Regions from separate parts of the Mus musculus genome. Here region 2 is linked to region 1. The links are chromatin loops, found by intact Hi-C in ENCODE. Cell type or tissue: left cerebral cortex. All regions are shown on one strand. Links, peaks and the distances in the headings refer to the core of each region. The heading gives the core; the rest is flanking DNA. Region 1 overlaps Prkcb (protein kinase C, beta). Region 2 overlaps Prkcb (protein kinase C, beta).

The links. Hi-C counts contacts between places; a loop is a spot of excess contacts. Peaks named below come from ENCODE experiments on the same cell type or tissue, not always from the same donor. Only the 100,000 strongest peaks of a DNase experiment are listed, where the experiment ranks them.
Region 2: a loop joins it to region 1, with 2.8 times the contacts of the local background. A loop is called at or near these places in 4 of 42 quality-filtered maps.

The regions. Positions count from the first base shown.
Region 1 is chr7:122,470,807-122,479,327 of GRCm38, reverse strand. The region is part of intron 5 of Prkcb (protein kinase C, beta); the gene reads right to left. Among named protein-coding and RNA genes, the nearest start is that of Gm51497, 180 kb to the right of the region's middle. In left cerebral cortex, for the core only: CTCF peaks have their summits at 2,017, 3,492 (motif pointing right) and 4,087 (motif pointing left); DNase peaks (open chromatin) are centred at 882, 1,317 and 2,027; H3K27ac peaks cover 443 bases.
Region 2 is chr7:122,552,069-122,560,589 of GRCm38, reverse strand. All of the region lies in intron 9 of Prkcb (protein kinase C, beta), which reads right to left. Among named protein-coding and RNA genes, the nearest start is that of Cacng3, 120 kb to the left of the region's middle. In left cerebral cortex, for the core only: no CTCF peak of the experiment used is centred there; DNase peaks (open chromatin) are centred at 2,588, 3,593, 3,762 and 7,946.

The sequences.
Region 1 (8,521 bases), core at 94-8,093:
CACAGGGATCAGGGTTCGCTGATCTCAGTAATAAGTCTCTGTAAGTGAGCAGTCTCAGACTGTAAGCATTAGGGATGAGGAAGAGGAAGCTACAGTTGCTAGTCTTTGCACACACTGACCAATCATCTGTAAACACTCAGACCCAGAAGAGAGCTTTGTTGCCCTTTTGAGCCTGGTCCATGTGGGTAAATGGCTTTGCCAATTTTCCATGGGTCCAGTGCCTTGGGGTCCTTGCTGAGGGTTGCCCATGTCAACAACACACTCACTCGGGACTTTGTCCACTCTAGGCTTCCTCTGCTACCTACAGGTTGACAGCTGTCAAGTGTCTGCCTCTACAAAACAAAGAAATAAGCTGAGGCTGGGGGTAGCTCCAGTGGTAAGGGCTTGCCTTGACTCACACAAGGCGCTGAGTTCCAGCCTCAGCACCAGGCAGGGTGGAAAAACGAAGAAAGAAAAATTCAAAGAAAGAAGGGAAAAGATGGCACGGGGTGTCCTTGGAGACAGCTGGATCTTTGATGACTTGTCTTTTTCTACTAACCACAATTTCCTACAGACCAGTTCACTTTTCAATTTGAAAGGCCTCTTAGATTGGGGTTTCTTAAGCTATAGGCAAAGACAGTGGGCTAGACTGGAAGAAGAAACAAAATCAAAGGCTCATTGATCTTCAACCCGGGGAGCAGGCTCTTAGCTCTCATCCCAAATCCCTGCAGAGACTGATTCTCTGAGCTGAGGCAGGCACCCAGCGAGGGTCAGAGAAGGCAGCTGCGTGAGAGCCCAAATCCAGCCATCCCTGGCTGCCTCACGCAGCTCAGAGTGGGAGGAGGAGGCACAGACAATAGCAGTCCGCTACCCAGCCTTCTCACCGCCTTCCCAGCCCTTCTCAAAGCCCAGCAGGCAGCTGATGATAACTCAGGGCATCTGACAGAGCATCGAAAGCTTGCTGTCTCTCCAGTTTCCAATCACCAGGTGTCTGAAAGGGTTACACGAGCAGGCAGCTTCTGCCCTCATTAGGAGCTCTTGGGTGGCCAGAAAAGATGATTGTAAAAGGGGTGTCAGGTTCATGAGCCAGGTGATAAGAAGGGATGGAGAGGCCCCCAGAGTTCAGACCTCCCGACCCTTGCGGAGGAGACTTCTCATTTACAATCCATTTGCATTGCATATTTAACAGGACTCCAGCTTACTCTTGGAGCAATCATTGTCATGCACAGAAGAAATTCTGCCTTCGTGTTCTGCTCGCTTGAATGATCCTGCGGGAGGAGAGCCACAGAGCAGGTCTGCGCAACAGCATCTGCCCTCCAGGAAAACAAGACCTCAATCAGCCCACAGTGATGCAGAAGGCAGCAGACCACACTATTCCGGGGTAGACAACCAACTAAATAAAGCCGTGGTTACATCATGCAGAAGGCCAAACAGAGGGAAAATTCCAAAGGCTTTTCTTTTTTCCAAGAGACTGTGTAAGAACCATCAGACTAATTGTATGCAAGTCTTGTACTATGATTGTCAAACTGCAGCCGAATCACGTAAATGAGCTGTCAGTGGCTTGGTCTGAGCTCTCCGGAAAAAAAGAAGCCTTCTTCCCCAGTTCGCAGAGCAGTCCTCATTTCGGCTTGATTGATATGCACGCACCCAAGCTTGGCAAAGAGTTTTTAATTTTATGGTCCAAAAGCCACAGGGTCTCCACTATCCCTAAAGAATTAAAACACTGTCCAACAGTATAATTAAGTGTTAAGGTCTCTGTATTAAGACAGACAGGAGGTCGAATCCCAGATAACAAGTGCTAGCTCTGTAACCTTGACCAAGTCGTTTAACCTCTGACACCACGCCTGCTCACCAGTGTGTGTGTGTGTGTGTGTGTGTGTGTGTGTGTGTGTGTGTGTGGTGTGTGATTATAGGTAGGGTCTCTTACTCCGAACTCTCACCTAGGGTTCATCAGCCTGGTTAGACTGGCTGGCCTGCAACCCCAGCAATTCTCCTGTCTCTGCCTTCCCAGCAAGGAGATTGCAGGCCTGCAGCACCACGGAGCGGCAGAGCTCAGTTCTCATACCGACGCACAAACATTTTACTTGCCAAGCCTTCTTGCTTCCCCTTACTAAACCTTCTAACTTTCCTGTCCTCATCTATACAATGGGGAAGTGTATTGGCCCCTTGGAGGTTAAACGATACTGCACATGCTCCATGCCTGCTGCTTCTGCCTAGTGGAAAGTCAAGAGACGACGCTGGCTGTCATTGAGGAGAAAAAAAAATCGAATGATAATTACACACCTTCAAGGAGTTGTAGGACCTACCAGAGACTCTTATTGTACTCGGAGAAAAAGAGCAATCTTTATAGCAGATGACGAAGCATTCTGCTGGGCTTTGCTCTCTTGGCTGTACCAGTTAATATAACACAGCGTCCTGCTGTGCCTCGGGCATGCAGGCACACACAGTGGTCCAGGAGCCAAGAGCATCCATGCTGTGGCTTTCCTAGGTGCTGTGCCTCTACCTCCCTCCAGGGAACCACCTGTCTTCCTCCTTCACTTCCTGCAAGCCTTCAATCAAAAGTCCCCATCTTGTAGCTCACTCATCAGACCTCAGCTAAAACTGCAAGTTCTCCTCACCCTCCTTTCCAGATCCGGCTTTCTCTGTGTAGTACTTAACATCTAGTTTTTCAGTCTGTATCTGTGAGACCATTTGGATTCAGGAGTCCCATGGATACTCAAGTCCATGGACACTCAAGTCCTTTATATTAAAAGGCTACAGTGTTTGCATATAATTAATGCATGTTCTCCCATTTATTATACTTAGCAAAAAAAAATTTTTTTAGATTGGGTCCATAGTCCAGGGTGTCCCAGAGCTTACAATCCCCCTGCCTCAGCTTCCTGAGGTCTGGGAATACAGTAGTATGCACCACTATACCCAGCTCAAATCCTCCTCCATACTTTAAGACCATCTCTATATTACTTACACTATCCAGTGCAGTATAGATGCCATGTAACTGCTGGGCTACATTATCTGGACAATAATGTCTAGAAAAGAATCTGCACATGCTCTGTCCAGGTGCAACTTCTCATAAACAGTTTCAGAAAAGGTTGCTTGGGTCTGGATGGGGGACCCAAGGACACCAGAAGGCTGTCTGTATTCTGCTTAGTGCCTCTGCTTTATTCTCTACAACAGAGACCCTCAGTCTATAACATGACCTGACCCACCACCTATGTCAATAAGCAAAGTTCTGTCGGCCACACAAAGCCACACCCATCCCTTCGCACACTGCCTGCAGCTACTGTGGTATTACAATGGCACAGCTGAGTGTCTGTCAGCAACAACAATAACAACAAAACTGACTGTCAAGTTGTGTACTAGAATGTAACTTCCTGTCCTCATGCGGACAGGACAAATTCCCAGGGACTAAGTCAGTGTCCAAGACCGAGAAAATGTTCAGTGAGAACTTTTTAAAAAGATGTATTTATTTAATATATATGAGTGCTCTATCTGCAAATATGCCTGCCTGCCAGAAGAGGGCATCAGATCCCAATATAGATCTGACTGTGAGCCACCAGGGTGGTTGCTGGGAATTGAGCTCAGGGCCTCTGAAAAAGCAGACAGGGCTCTTAACCTCTGAGCCATCTCTGCAGCCCACTCAGTGAGAACTTTTATCCAGTGGCGGAGCTAAACATATTAGCAAATCTGTGCTGTAGATATGTTGGAGAGACAAAGAGAAACACAAACAGGAACAGAGCCAGTCATTAAAACATACAGTGTTTAAGTGCCGGGGGCAGGGGCGGGGGGAGTGTTTACAGAGGGACTCATCCAAAGAGCAGTGATCTTCTGAGTGTTTTCCCATGGGATAGAGTGACATGCCAGTCCCTGATGGAATCTGATGTGCTCAAACTCAGCTAGCTGCAGCTTACACCTGCTGATCAGAAACTCTGGGAGTGACTCTGATGCAAGTCCAAGTTTAAGAAGACTGTTCTGTGGGGTTGGAGAGATAACAGCTCAGTAGTTAAAAAGTGTTGGCTGTTTCTCCAGAAGACCAGTGTTTGGTTCCCAGCACCCACATACAGACTCACAACCATCTGTTACTCCAGTTCCAGAGGATCTAGTGCCCTCTTCTGGCTTCCTCAGGTACTGCATGCACATGGTACACATACACATACACTTAGGCTGGCATAAATTTATAAATTTATGCATCATATGCATAAATTAAAACATGCAATAATAAAATAAATAATATGAATTAATCTTTAAAAATGACTACTCAGGGGTGGAACTAGGGTGGGACAGGGGACATTGCTGGCATCATCAGGTCATAAATACTGGGCTGTGTGTTTTTAAACTCTATTGTTATTTTATGAACCAATAAAAATTGTTTCTACAAATCATACTGAGCAAACAGGTCAGCTCCATTTTGTTCCTAGGAGAGGTTTTGAGTCTATAGCTAAGTTAGGTTTCTGTTCACTATAAAATGTAAATTTCTGTTTCTTGGAGCTGGGCTGCGCCTTACCCCAGTCATAGAGTGAACCAGAGACCAAGCCCTTGGAGGTACGTGCTCTTAGAAATGTTCCATTCCATTGTTTCGCGACCCATTTTCCTCAACTGCCCGGTCTCACTCCTGTAATCATACCTACATGCAAATCCCCACCCTATGGTTTTGCCCTATGAAAAGGACTTAAGAAATTGGCTCAGGGCTGGTGTCACAGGGACACCATAGGAAAGATAGTCACCATTTTGGCTCTTTATATGTACACAAATAATCTGTGTACATTGCTTTAATCTGGCCATCATTTGGATTGGTGAATTTCTTCCTTACATCTGTTAGATTAACAATACCTTTACTGTATTTCAGAGCCTCTGACATCTTGAGACCTTGCTGGTACTGGAGAAACTGCCCTTTCCAGGGCTTGTCATTCCTATAATAAAATACTGACCTGAAAATGCATACCCTTCCTATGAAAATCAAGCCATCTAAACACCACCACCACCACCCAGTTGAGGGACAATCTCTATACTCCAATGTCATAATGCAGTCTGAGGATGGAGTTGTGTGAGATTTCTGAGCACTTGTAAGAAAACTCAAAGAACACAAGACCTGAGTCTTGTGACCTCGGGCTCTTCAAAACACAGAATTTTTCCTGGCACATGTTTTCATGTTCCTCCAGGTGTGGCAGTTAGGAGTGAGTTTACTTCAGCTGTTATGATTGCCTGCACGGGACAATGTGTTTGTGCCATGTGCAGCCTATCCTTGGGGCTGTGTACTTTACTTTTTAACCCTCGGAATATGAATTGTTTATTGCTCTGAATAAAGTTAGCTGTTGCATGAGACAGTCTGCCTCATTTTCAGGTCCTGCTCTCCCAGATTCATGCTGTCTGTAGTTCAGCTCACTGAAATGATTCACTCCAGCCAATCTTAACCCTATTTCTCTGACCTCACCTATTTCCTTCCACAAAAACCATCCTATAGACTCATACCCATGTGTGTGTGTGTGTGTGTGTGTGTGTGTGTGTGTGTGTTGTGATTTATAAGAGCTAGTTTTACACAGTGGGCTTCAGTCTGTAAAAGCTGATCTAGAATGTGGAAGGTGGTCATCTCTCTGTCCTAGGTAAAATCTGAACTGCTTTCTTTTGATCTGGGCTTCATGTTTGGTAGCTAGAGTGTTCTCTGGAAAGAGCGCTGGCTCAGTATGTGGGCAAGGACACTTGGCTGCTCAGGAGTGTTTGAAGTTGTAGGCTAGGGACGGACTAAGCTGAAGGAACTGAGATGCCTCATGTGGGAAGTAGGAGATCCCAAGTCACTATACGCTGTCCTGGATAGGCTAAGGAACGGAGCTAGCAAACACTTCAGGAAAGTATCCTGAATGTCTACTTAGCCACTTGCTTTCCTGGGTTCCTTGGTTTTCTGGGTTCCTGGGTTTCACTGGTTGACTTTGGCTATAGTTTTTTCTCCAATACCCTCCTCCAGACTACCCTACCCTCAGTACATTCAACTTCTACTGTATCCCCACCTCCACCCCGTTCCATTGACTCAGAGTGGCTCTTGGCTCTGAACTGTCCCAGGGTCTTCCAAGGTTCATCACCCAAGGTGGTAAGGTGTTTCCCAGGATATACTGTCTCCTGTGAGCATCACTTAATTTTAACATAAAAACCTTTTTCTCTGGATACTATTGTGAAGCTGGGACAAGTCCCTGCTAGTGTTCTCTCTGTCTCTCTGTGTATCTTTCTGTCTCTCTCTGTTTCTATGTCTCTCTGTGTGTCTCTCTCTATGTCTCTGTGTGTATATCTCTGTCTCTATGTCTCTGTGTGTCTCTGTCTCTCTCTCCTTCCTCTTCTCTCTTCCTCCTCCTCCTCCCACTTCTCCTCTTCTTCTCCCTCTCCCTTCCTCCCTCCTTCTCTCTCTTGATGTTCTCAGTTCTCGAAGGCTAAGATGTCTGAGAGCACCCAGGGAAGTGGGCAGGGGAGTGGCTGAGGACTCAAGTCCTGGAGTCATGTCTGACTCCTGGGTCTTGTATGCTAGATGGGCCACTTGACAGCTTCGTGACTCTGAACGAGGGGCTGAACTCGCCACACCACAATCATTGTGCCTGACAACTGAGTGGTCATCCTCAGAGATGTGAGGTGAGGTGGGGATTCGGTGAGACGGTCTCCTTAAAGCACCTGATATTTAGTAAGGGCCAGGAAATGGTGGCCAAATGCACCACCAGGTCGGTGTTTGAAGCAATCGGCGTAGACTGTCTCTTTGAATGTCTCTGCTCCCTAGATCTCAGCTCTCAGGTCAGGCAGAGAGAGCACTGCAGCCAGGAACAGTCGCCTAGTGTCTCACTTTCTCAAAGACTTGGCTGCAAGGTTGTAAGCTCTCCAACTATGCCAAAAAGATCGGTGCAGAAACAAGCAAGCACTACCATTTCCTCAGGGTGTGGCTCCACCTCAGCCTTTCTCTGCTGGGCCCCCAGGGACCTGGACTTCTGGCTCAGGGGAGCACAATCAGATCAGCCAGGCTGAAGAGGGAATTAAAAGGTCACTGGACAGAAGATTTAGTTAACAGAAGAGTCAGTCAGGAAGGGCCCAAGGAGATGGGTCGGTGTGGGAGTGCTTACCATGCAAGCTTGAGTCCAGATCCCGGGCCCCCGAGTGAAACCTGGAACAGTAGAGCTCTAACCCATGGTGAGTGGGTGGGGCAGATCCTGAGAACTTGCTGGAATGTTCCAGGTTCCGTGAGAAAAGGCATCCTCCACCTAACTATTTCTCAGTCCAGGGATTTACCCAGCCTCCTGGCCAGGACTCGACCCATAGAAGACATCATTTTGCAGAAGGACGGGCTGATGTGAAGATGAGGAACCCTTTCTACCTTACAGTCCTGCAAACATTGGCTCTCCCTCTCCTCCCTCTCCCTGTTTTCCTCGTCTCTAAAATGGAGTGGATGTTAATAACTACCTCAAAAGGTTACCATACATGGGAAAAGTGCATGACCAACACCAACACCGAGCGACCTGGCGTTGTCGTCAGCAAATGCTGGAGGAGACAGAGTGAACCCACCCAGACCTAAGGCCATTCTAAAGTTGGAACCACCCCTTCGTCCCCACAGTTCCTAAGGCAGCCTGGCAGAACTGTCATGGTAGACGAGCATGCAGCAAGCATTAGCCATGGCTCCCCCCAGCCCTCTAGCCCACTCCCATCCTGCCTCCTGCAGAGAGCTTCCTGGACTGTCTCCACTGCAGTGCTCTCTTCCTATCTCTTTAATAGTCCAGGATCCCACCCCAGCCACACCACAGCACCGGGCAAAGCTGGGCACTGCATCACTAGGCTTAGCCACACCCACTCCAAACAGTTTCTGTAACAATTCTTCTCCTGGCCTCTGCCTCTGTTGTTCCCCCTGCCTGTCATGTTCTTTTCTGGAAACTGCAACAAGCTCTCTTCCAAGCTTGCCACTGTAGTCTCAGACAAATGCCACCATCTCCGCTAGTGACAGGCAGGCCACGGATCACACTCCTTTACTTCCTCACAGGCTGTCTTAGGGACATGTCTTGTTTATTTTGTGTTCATCTCTCATCATTGAGAAAAATGAAGGCGTCGTGAATGTGCCTGCAGTCTTTTGCAGGAGAGCAGGGGAGGAACACAGGAGGCACCCGGCAAATATTTGCTCGTGAGAGATCTAGCTTTCAAACCGAAGCCTGCCCCTAAAGCCCAGACTCGAAACCACAATGCTTCAGCAACCCATCCATGAGAAAAGCCAGCCAGAAGCAGGAGCCTGGCCAGCTCTTTTGGACAGATGCGAGTTCCCTGCGGGAGGTAGAGACGCGGGCTAAGGGTAGAAGGCCCTGGTGATCTGGTACCAACTCAAGCCGAGAGCTCATCCTGCATGAGGAGTCTCAAGCCAAGACACAGAAGATTCAGAACAGAGCAAGAGGGGGTCCTGGCTCAAGGGGCTCTGATCTCAAATCTTCACAACACCTGAGATGCTGTGAGGGTGGAGGAACTGGTAGGCATCCTCCATACAAGACATGGGCCCCTGTGCCCAACCCACATGGGAGCAGAGCACGGGTGCCGCCTG
Region 2 (8,521 bases), core at 366-8,365, 81 kb before region 1:
GAAGCAGGACGAGTTCCACAAATTAAAGGTCAGCCTGAGTCACAAAATGAGACCCTGTCTTAAAGCAGATAAAATTTCTTTATAAAATAAAAATAAATATAAATCTCTTTAATAAAGCATGGGTCTGTGACAGAAATGAGCTGGTTTTCATGCCAGGGGTCAAGGTAGCAGGTGCATCCAGAATTCAACATTTTTATTTCATTATTACTTTTATCGAGTGTGCAATATTTATGTGTGTGCAGATACACATGAACATGTATGTGGAGGCCAGAGGACTGTCTGGGGAGTTAATTCGCAGGAACTGTCCGTTTTCGTTAGTTGGCTTTAGAAGAACACACGTCATCCTTATTTGGCAGGCCTGCTTATATAGACGTCCATGTGAGGAAACATGGAAGGGCTGTGGCACACTGTGTGAGCTCCTCTGGAGGCTACACGGTGACTGTCAGTATCACCACAGTGTCCTCTCTGCAGAAAGTCCAGCTGATGTTCTCTGTGAGATGCTTGCTTTCTACATTTTTTTAAACTTTGTTTTGCTTTATTTTTGAGACACAGTCTCTCTCTATCTCCAGTCCTGGCCAGTCTCAAACTTGTGATCCTTCTGCCTCAGTCTCCAGAATGCTGGAATTATAGACAAAGTCTCACCATGTAGCCCTTGCTGGTCTGAAACTCAATGTGTGGTCAGGATGACCTTAAAATAAATCGTAGAGATCTGCTTGCCTCTGCCTCCTGAATGCTAGAATTAAAGGGCATACTGGTACCTTTTTGTTTTTTGAGACAGGATCTCTGACTGGTCTAGCTCACCAGGGATCCACCTGTCCCTACTTTCCATCTCTCAGATTACAAGTGTACTTCCCCAGACCCAGATTTTTGCCTGATTGCTAGACATGGAACTCGCGTAGTTGAGTTTACAAGGCAAGCACTTTTAGCGACTGCTATCTGTGCAGCCTCTAAACCTTTTTAAACGATGCTGTGATGTCATGCTTTAGGTTTAATCTAGCTGAATTTTTACCCTCTAGACAGACAAAGCTAGAAAATGTGAAGGAAGTTTAGAACTGAGGTCCTTGCTGCCTGGTCATATCTGGCTCCTGCAAATTCATTAAACAAAGGCCACTGTAGAATGGGAGAGACAGCTTCCACTGGCGGTAAGAAAAAGGTAGAGAATGAACAAGAAGACTTAAACCTGAGACTGTTGCCTGTGTTCCTCATGAGGATGCTTGATTGGGTCTAATATGAAAGGCTTAACTGAGTTACAGTAGAAATATATATAAGTATTATCTCTACCCTCGAGGCTACATCACCTCTCATTACTGACATTATTAGGAATGCACGGGTCGGTAATAGTTACTGAAGGTTTCTTTTGAGCTAAAAATAAATGTTAGTTAACTTGGAAGACCTTACACTAAGGGAAACAAGCCAGACACAGAAGGACAAAAACTACAGGCTCTTACAGGGAGTCTAAACATCCTCAAACTACAAAGGAGCTGAGAGAGGTTCTTTGGCGAATGGGGGCAGGGGGAGGGTACGGGCAGTGGGGGGATGGGGAGACGCTTACAACTTCAGTTATAAGGTTTGAGAGATTTAATGTATGCCACATACAAAGTCCTGGAATGTGTTCTTGAAATTTGCTAAGAGAAGCCTTAAGTGTTCTTCTAAGAAAGAAAGAAAAAGAAGGAAACAGAAAGGACTGAGAGTAGAGATGCCTAATAAATAAATAAACTTTGCAACATGTCTGGCTTAGTTATTTCTTTGAGTTGTATGTTAAGCCTGACAAAAGCTAGACGGTTAAAATAGAAGCAGGTTTAATTTGACCGTTTTGTAGATGGTTCTCAGGAAAACAAGCCAGTAATTGATGCCTTTTACCAAAAGACAATGAGACGAAACCCTTAAGGGTCTGTCATTCATTTAAACAATTAGGTGGCACAAAGAAAGCCTGTTTCTTTATAATCAGATCTGCCTTGTTAGCCTAAAACGGCTGTGTTGTTGACATGACAGACCACTGCTGCTGGAGCCTGCTGCTTCTCTGGGGCAGGAGTGGATCACACTGAGTACCATGGATGCTGTGAGGGTCACTGGGTTTCACTCCACTCCCTCTGCTGCATGACTGCAAGTCTCTCACTGCTGGAGCCCCCTATATCTGTATCCCTAAACTGGAGATAATGATAACCCTACCTCATTAGACCATGCTGCAAATTAAATGAGCAACACCAGAAATATTCACATGCACTCCCAGGGCTCAGAAGTAGAGGACAGATTTCTGCAACAGGGCTTTGCGTGGTCAGTACACAATGCACAGCACAACACTGGGGGAGATGGATGAGGTGAAGCAAGCCACGCCTCCTCTAACCCTATGTATCATCCTCATTTGACTATCTCAAGTATCTCCTCTGGGTATTAGATGGTTGCAGACCTCTGGTTTCTGCTATCATGATTTTTGTAGGAAAAGTTAAAGATGTGAGATTAGAACATCGCTGTGAATCTCTGATGTTGTATGAAGGGATGCATGCATGGCAGGAGAGGAAAAATGGAAGCTCCATAGTTGGACTTGAGAGTCCAATTTTCCTGTTTCTCACACACACACCCCCACCTTTGTGGTGTTAAGCATCAAATCCGTCACTCTTGGCATGCCCGTGCAATTGCCTAACTACAGAGCTACATTCCTAGCCCTTGAGTTTTGTGAGTTTTGTGGCCTTGAACTTGTGATCTCTTGAGATCTGGCTTTTCAGACATGTACCACCATGCCTAGATCATTAAACCCTGTGCAGAGTTTTTGATCATGAGCCCCAGGGCCCTTCAGTAATATGGCCTGATTTAATATGTGGTATTGTCCCTTAAAGAATCAGGCAGTGTGTAAAAGAATATATAGGCCAAAAGGAAAGTCTTCCTTTGATCTGTGGGCCAGAGAGGTTAGTTATTCCTACTCTCTTGTTAGAGCCCTTGTCCACACCAAATACACCCGCTCTCAGAAAGTATGTCCTTATTATTCTGCCTGTATGGCTGTCTCTTCCTCTTGGGCACAGGAAAAGAGATCATTAGATTCTCTTTTCTGGCATTTTAGAGTTCCAGAATAGTCTAGGTTTGGGATTTCAACCCAGAAAAGTCTGAAAGAGGCAGTACTGATGCACAGTCAGGGTGGAGGACAGTACTGAATGGAGAGTGACGGGTGAGTTCCCTTGAGGCAGAGACATAGTTGCTGGGCTCTTGTCAAGAACCCATCTTGCCCTGCCTTTGGGTATCTCAGGATGCACAGCTGTGGAACACATCTCTCCTTTTCCCCACTTCCTTTACTCTCCTCTCCCGACTATCTACCTGCAACAGATGAAGCATTAGAAACTTGAAGTTCCTGATAATTTCCCTCAATGTAATTAATTTTGTTGAGGGAAAAAAAGGACCTTATTCTGTTTTGCAATCCACTATCTTCAGAGGACTGAAGCGTCAAGTCAGTCTGTCAAGCAGAGACCTGGGAAATCGGGGAAAAGTGATTTAGAAAGATGAGCCTGCAAGAATTGCACTGCAGTCAGAATTGCATATGGAAGCTTGGGAGCTGAGGGAAAAGACACCATAATTGGGACAGAACTACAGAGCCGGCAGGAAGCCAAGATCAGACAGCAAAGGTTCCCTGGAAGAGGATTAGGAGGACAGGTAGCAGCGACTCTCAGCTCTCTGTGAGCCATATGATAAAGCAGTTTAACATATGGTAGAGGAAGATAGCAAAGAGGGGGAAGAAAGGGGAGCCCTTTTGTCTGCAGGGTTATATAAGCACGTCTAATGTACATATGCATGTGTGTGTGTGTGTGTGTGTGGATACATGCCACTAATGAGATTAAAATTAGGCTCGACTCCCACAGCTGGGGCTCAAAGACTTTAGGAGAGAAGGTCTTTATTACTGCTCGGAACTAATGCCCCTTTAAATCTCCTCAGGACACTTCCTCCTGACAGAATTCAGAGCTGCACCTGCCTCAAGATGCTGCCTCTGGACTGTTCCCCTGTGTCCACAGAGCACTCTAGAGGAGTGCCTGGCTGCTGAGAGGCTAGTGTGAAAATCGGGACTGCCTTCTTTGACTATGCCTTGAGCAGGACCCATCTTGGGAGCTTGTGAAAGTATTTTAGTGTTTTTAAAACCACAGGGGGAGAAACTCTGGGATGTGGGGTTGAGGTCAATATTCTAAAATGCAATGTTAATGTATTTGTCTTTATACCAATGCAATCATAAGATTCAAGTTTTAGCTCTTTTCCGTGGAAAGAGGAAGAATATGCTTATGCCACTATGAACCTCTGGTAGCCATTTTGGAAATGTTATCTCAAAATGAGGAGTGCTGCAGCTGCCTGCGGTCCTGGTACTCAGGAGGCTGAGACAGGAGGAATCTAAGTTTTAAGGTAGCCTGGAGTATACAGTTCCAGGGTAGCCTGGACTACATGGAGGGACTCTGTGCTGAGGAGGAAGAGGAGGAGGAAGAAAGGAAGGAGGAAGGAGGAAGAGGAAGGAAGGGGGAAGTTTAGGGAGATGTATGTACCCCAAAACAGAGAACACTGTTACAAGAAGCAGCTGGAATCATTAAACCAGATTGCAAGTCCTGATTCACCTCCTCCAAGCCACAAACAGCGTTCCAAGATCACATCTTGGCAAAGTCGCCCAGCCTTCTTTACTTATAATTCCCACACAGATACAAGAGAGTTATCATAAAAACTAACTTGCAGAATTGCACTGCCAATTAATACCACATAGAGCATGGCAGTCCATAGCACAATTCTTCCATGGCAATTAGTATCTGTTTAATGACCGTGAGAGATGATAAGGGAGTGTGAATAGAATGGAGGTGGGAGGGGCGGGGCAGAGGTGGGCGGGGCCAGTAGTGAAGAATGAATGGGAGTCAAGACTGAAGAAGAATCAACTGAGCATAGCTGCTCCTGCTAGAGATGCCTCTGAGATCTGGAGGGTCTCACAGTTCTGAAGCCTGCACAGGAGAGGAGAGGGCATAGGAGAAAAGGCAAGCTCATGGGAACTCAAAGAATCCCACTGATGCACACTCGTTCATGGACGAGTAGGTGATCCGGGGACAGGTGGGGTGACCTCCCAACACTGAGGTCAGCAGTTCACAGTGAAAGGAAGGGAAGAAAACTGGCACTTAGGGGGAAGTGAGAAAGCAAGTGGAGAAATTGTTAACCTATTCAAACACATTGGCACCCAAGACCCTGAGACAAGCCAGAATGTGTGAGTTCAGAATCAAGCCATTATGAGCCCCAAATCAAGGCTGGGGGCATAGCACAATAGTAGGACACTTGCCTAACATGTTCAAGGCCCTAAGTTCTATCCTGTCTTAGAGTTTCTGTTGCTGTGAAGAGACAGTGTGACCATGCAACTCTTACAAAGGATAGCATTTAACAAGGGCTTTGGCTTACAGGTTCAGAGGTTTACTCCATTGCCATCGTGACAGGAATCGTGGCAGCAGGCAGGCAGACATGGTACTGGGGAGGTAGCTGGGTGTTCTGCATTGGACGCCCAGGCAGCAGGAAGAGAGTAACTCTGGGCCTGACTTGAGCTTCTGAACCCTCAAAGCCTACCCCTAGTGAATGCTACATCTAATCCAACAAGGCCACACCTCCCAAGATTGCCATTCCCTGTGAGTCTATGGGGGCCATTTTCATCCAAACTACCACATATCCAAAGAGCCACAAATCATGCATTTCTAAATCAAATTTGACACAGTAAGTGACACTTACAACTGTGACTCTACCAAGTTACTCCAGCCTTTTATCCTGTTACTCCTGTTATCTTTGTCCTGTCACCTTTAAGAAGGGGGTGATAGTAGTAGCATCAGAGAACAACTGGTGCTAATCCAAACAAAGCACTCATAAGGTCCTTGCACATTATAAGATCTCAAAGTGATAAGAACACCACCACTATCAGAATTACTACCATCGTCAGTAGAACATAAATCTATAATGGCAAATGCTTCTGTCTGTTTGGTTCACAAACATTGCTGATATATCAAAAGAATACCTGATATACAGTAGGTACTCAATAAACATCCGTTCCCCACTCTTGTAACCGAATCATTAATTATGGGTGTCAGGGGACACTTATAAAAGCAAACAATTATCTCCCTTGCATCGGCCCTCTGCTCTCAAAAGGATGAGAGGGTGGGTGTGGGGGTACATAACTTTAATCCAAGTATTCAGGAAGCAGAGGCAGAGGCAGAGGCAGAGGCAGATGCAAAGGCAGAGGTAAAGGTAGAGGCCATTAGATCTCTGTGAGTTCAAGACCAGCCTACTCTACATAGTGAGTTCCAGGACAGCCAGGGTTATGTGGAAAGACCCTGTCTCAAACAAACACAAAAAGCATGGCCTCTAAATCTGAGTGGTAGATCTGCAGAGTGATGGACAAATCAAGACAGGTATTTCCAAAGACTGCTAACTGGAGGAGCCTCTTTGTTTTGTTCTTTTTGTTTATTTGTTTGTTTTGGTTTGTTTTTTACTAGATATTTTCTTTATTTCCCTTTCAAAATGTATCCCCTTTCCTGGTTTCCCCTCCATAAACCCCCCTCCCCTCCCCCCTCCCCCTGCTCACCAGCCCACCCACTCCTGCTTCCTGGCCCTGTTATTCCCCTACACTAAGGCATTGAGCCTTCACAGGACCAAGGTCCTCTCCTCCCATTGATGACCAACAAGGCCATCCTCTGCTACATATGCACCTGGAGCCATGGGTCCCTCCATGTGTACTCTTTAGTTGGAGGAGCCTCTTTGCAAAGGACAGAGACAGAGTGACTTACAGTAGAGCAGCAAGTTTCAAAGGAACTACTTGATTCTCTATATCTACCCAATGCAAAAGACAGTAAAGGAAGAACCAGATCCTCGAAAGGATGCTCAAAGAACAGAGGAGCCTTGAGACATGAGCCTCCTCTAATGGAGAAGTTCTGGAGAAAAAAGGAGATTGGGACTTGCCATACCAGAATCATAGTGGAAGACTTCATGTCCTGTGAAATAGAGTCGCCATCGAGCTGCCAAATTATATGTGAGCCTAAGACTTGAAGGCTATTTTCATCAGTTGCATCACTGATACTAGTGTTGACCCTGCCAAAGCTTTAATTAAATACTAGCCAGGGGGATGGACTCTCTTGTCAGATCCATTCCTAGGCTTCCAGAAAATGGTGGTGAGTCTCATTTTTGCAGAGGTTCATACAGGTATACCCATAAGGCTACATATTTCCCAAGAGGTCCAATCAGGACCAAGCATATACCTCAACATACTTCTGTCTGCACACCTCCTGCCTACATCCAATCAGGCGCAAGAGTACATCCTGATGTATTTCCTGCCTACATAATTCCCTCCTACATATCAAGCATATCTGGTGCAGTTTGGGTCAACCAAACTTGTTTAAAGGAGTGAAAGCATGTGGCTTGTTATCTTACATAAACAAGAGCCTGCACTGGCAGTGTCTGTCCTTGGGCAAGGGGCTTACAGGCAAGAGGAATTTTTGTTGTTTGACTCTCTTAGGCATAGTAATTAAAACTTAAAACATAACTTTAGCTCTCACACTGGCCATTGTAGAAGAACAAAATTACCTCTCTCGGCTAGGTTCCCCTAGAACATATTAATATAAACACACAATGGGTGTATCGAATCTGTGATTGCACCTACTGTGTGCTGCTCTGCTGTGAACATTGAGCTGCTGAAATCAGTACCGGCGGCTTCCTTGGACAATAACAGCTAAATTCTGAGTGTTGGAGGGCACCTTCCTGTAGTCTGGGGACATTCAGGCACTGGACTTACTGGGCACTGTTCCAGGAAGCTCCAGCCATAGAGGAGGTTGGTGCTTTCTGCCTTGGGTGCATACCCAGCCACAGTACAGGGTGGAATTGTTTTTAGCAGCTGTGGATGTGATACCTGGATGCCCAGTTTCCCAGCACCCGCTGCTTCTTTCAATTTCATAAGTCACTGATTGCATCCTACTTGATTTATTCCTGGCTTTTGCTGGGCTCAGGGAAGGCAGCTCCAGCACCTGGCATGTCCCATGATTTGAACACAAGGAAATGTCACCAGGAAGAGGCACTCCAGTATTTGTGTTTGTGGGGTGTGAGAAACTTGGAGCTCTAAAGGGAAAAAGTCAGGAGGTCTTTTGGGACACTGTGAAAAATTCCAGCCAGAGCTGAGGAGCAGCCAGGATGTGTGAGAGACCACTTGCTAGCCACCAGAATTATTCTCCCAGATGCCCTTGCTTTGAGGCGTGGTCATGAGACGAAACCTCTCTGATACGGTGTGGGCAGAAGTGAAGTGTGTCAGTTCCAGAACAAAGCAGCTTGAGCCTCCTCCTCCTCCTGTTCCTCCCCCTCCACCCTCTGAATGTAGAGAATAGGTTGGAAGGACTAATGGAGCCATATAAGGCAGAAAGAATTCTATCCCTTACTTATCATATGGCAAGGGTGGGCAGGGCCAGGAACACCCATCCATTACTATTTATGACTTAAAATTCACCTCTATTGTGTCTGAGCCAGTATACCTCTGGTAGTGTATTTGTTACAGCAG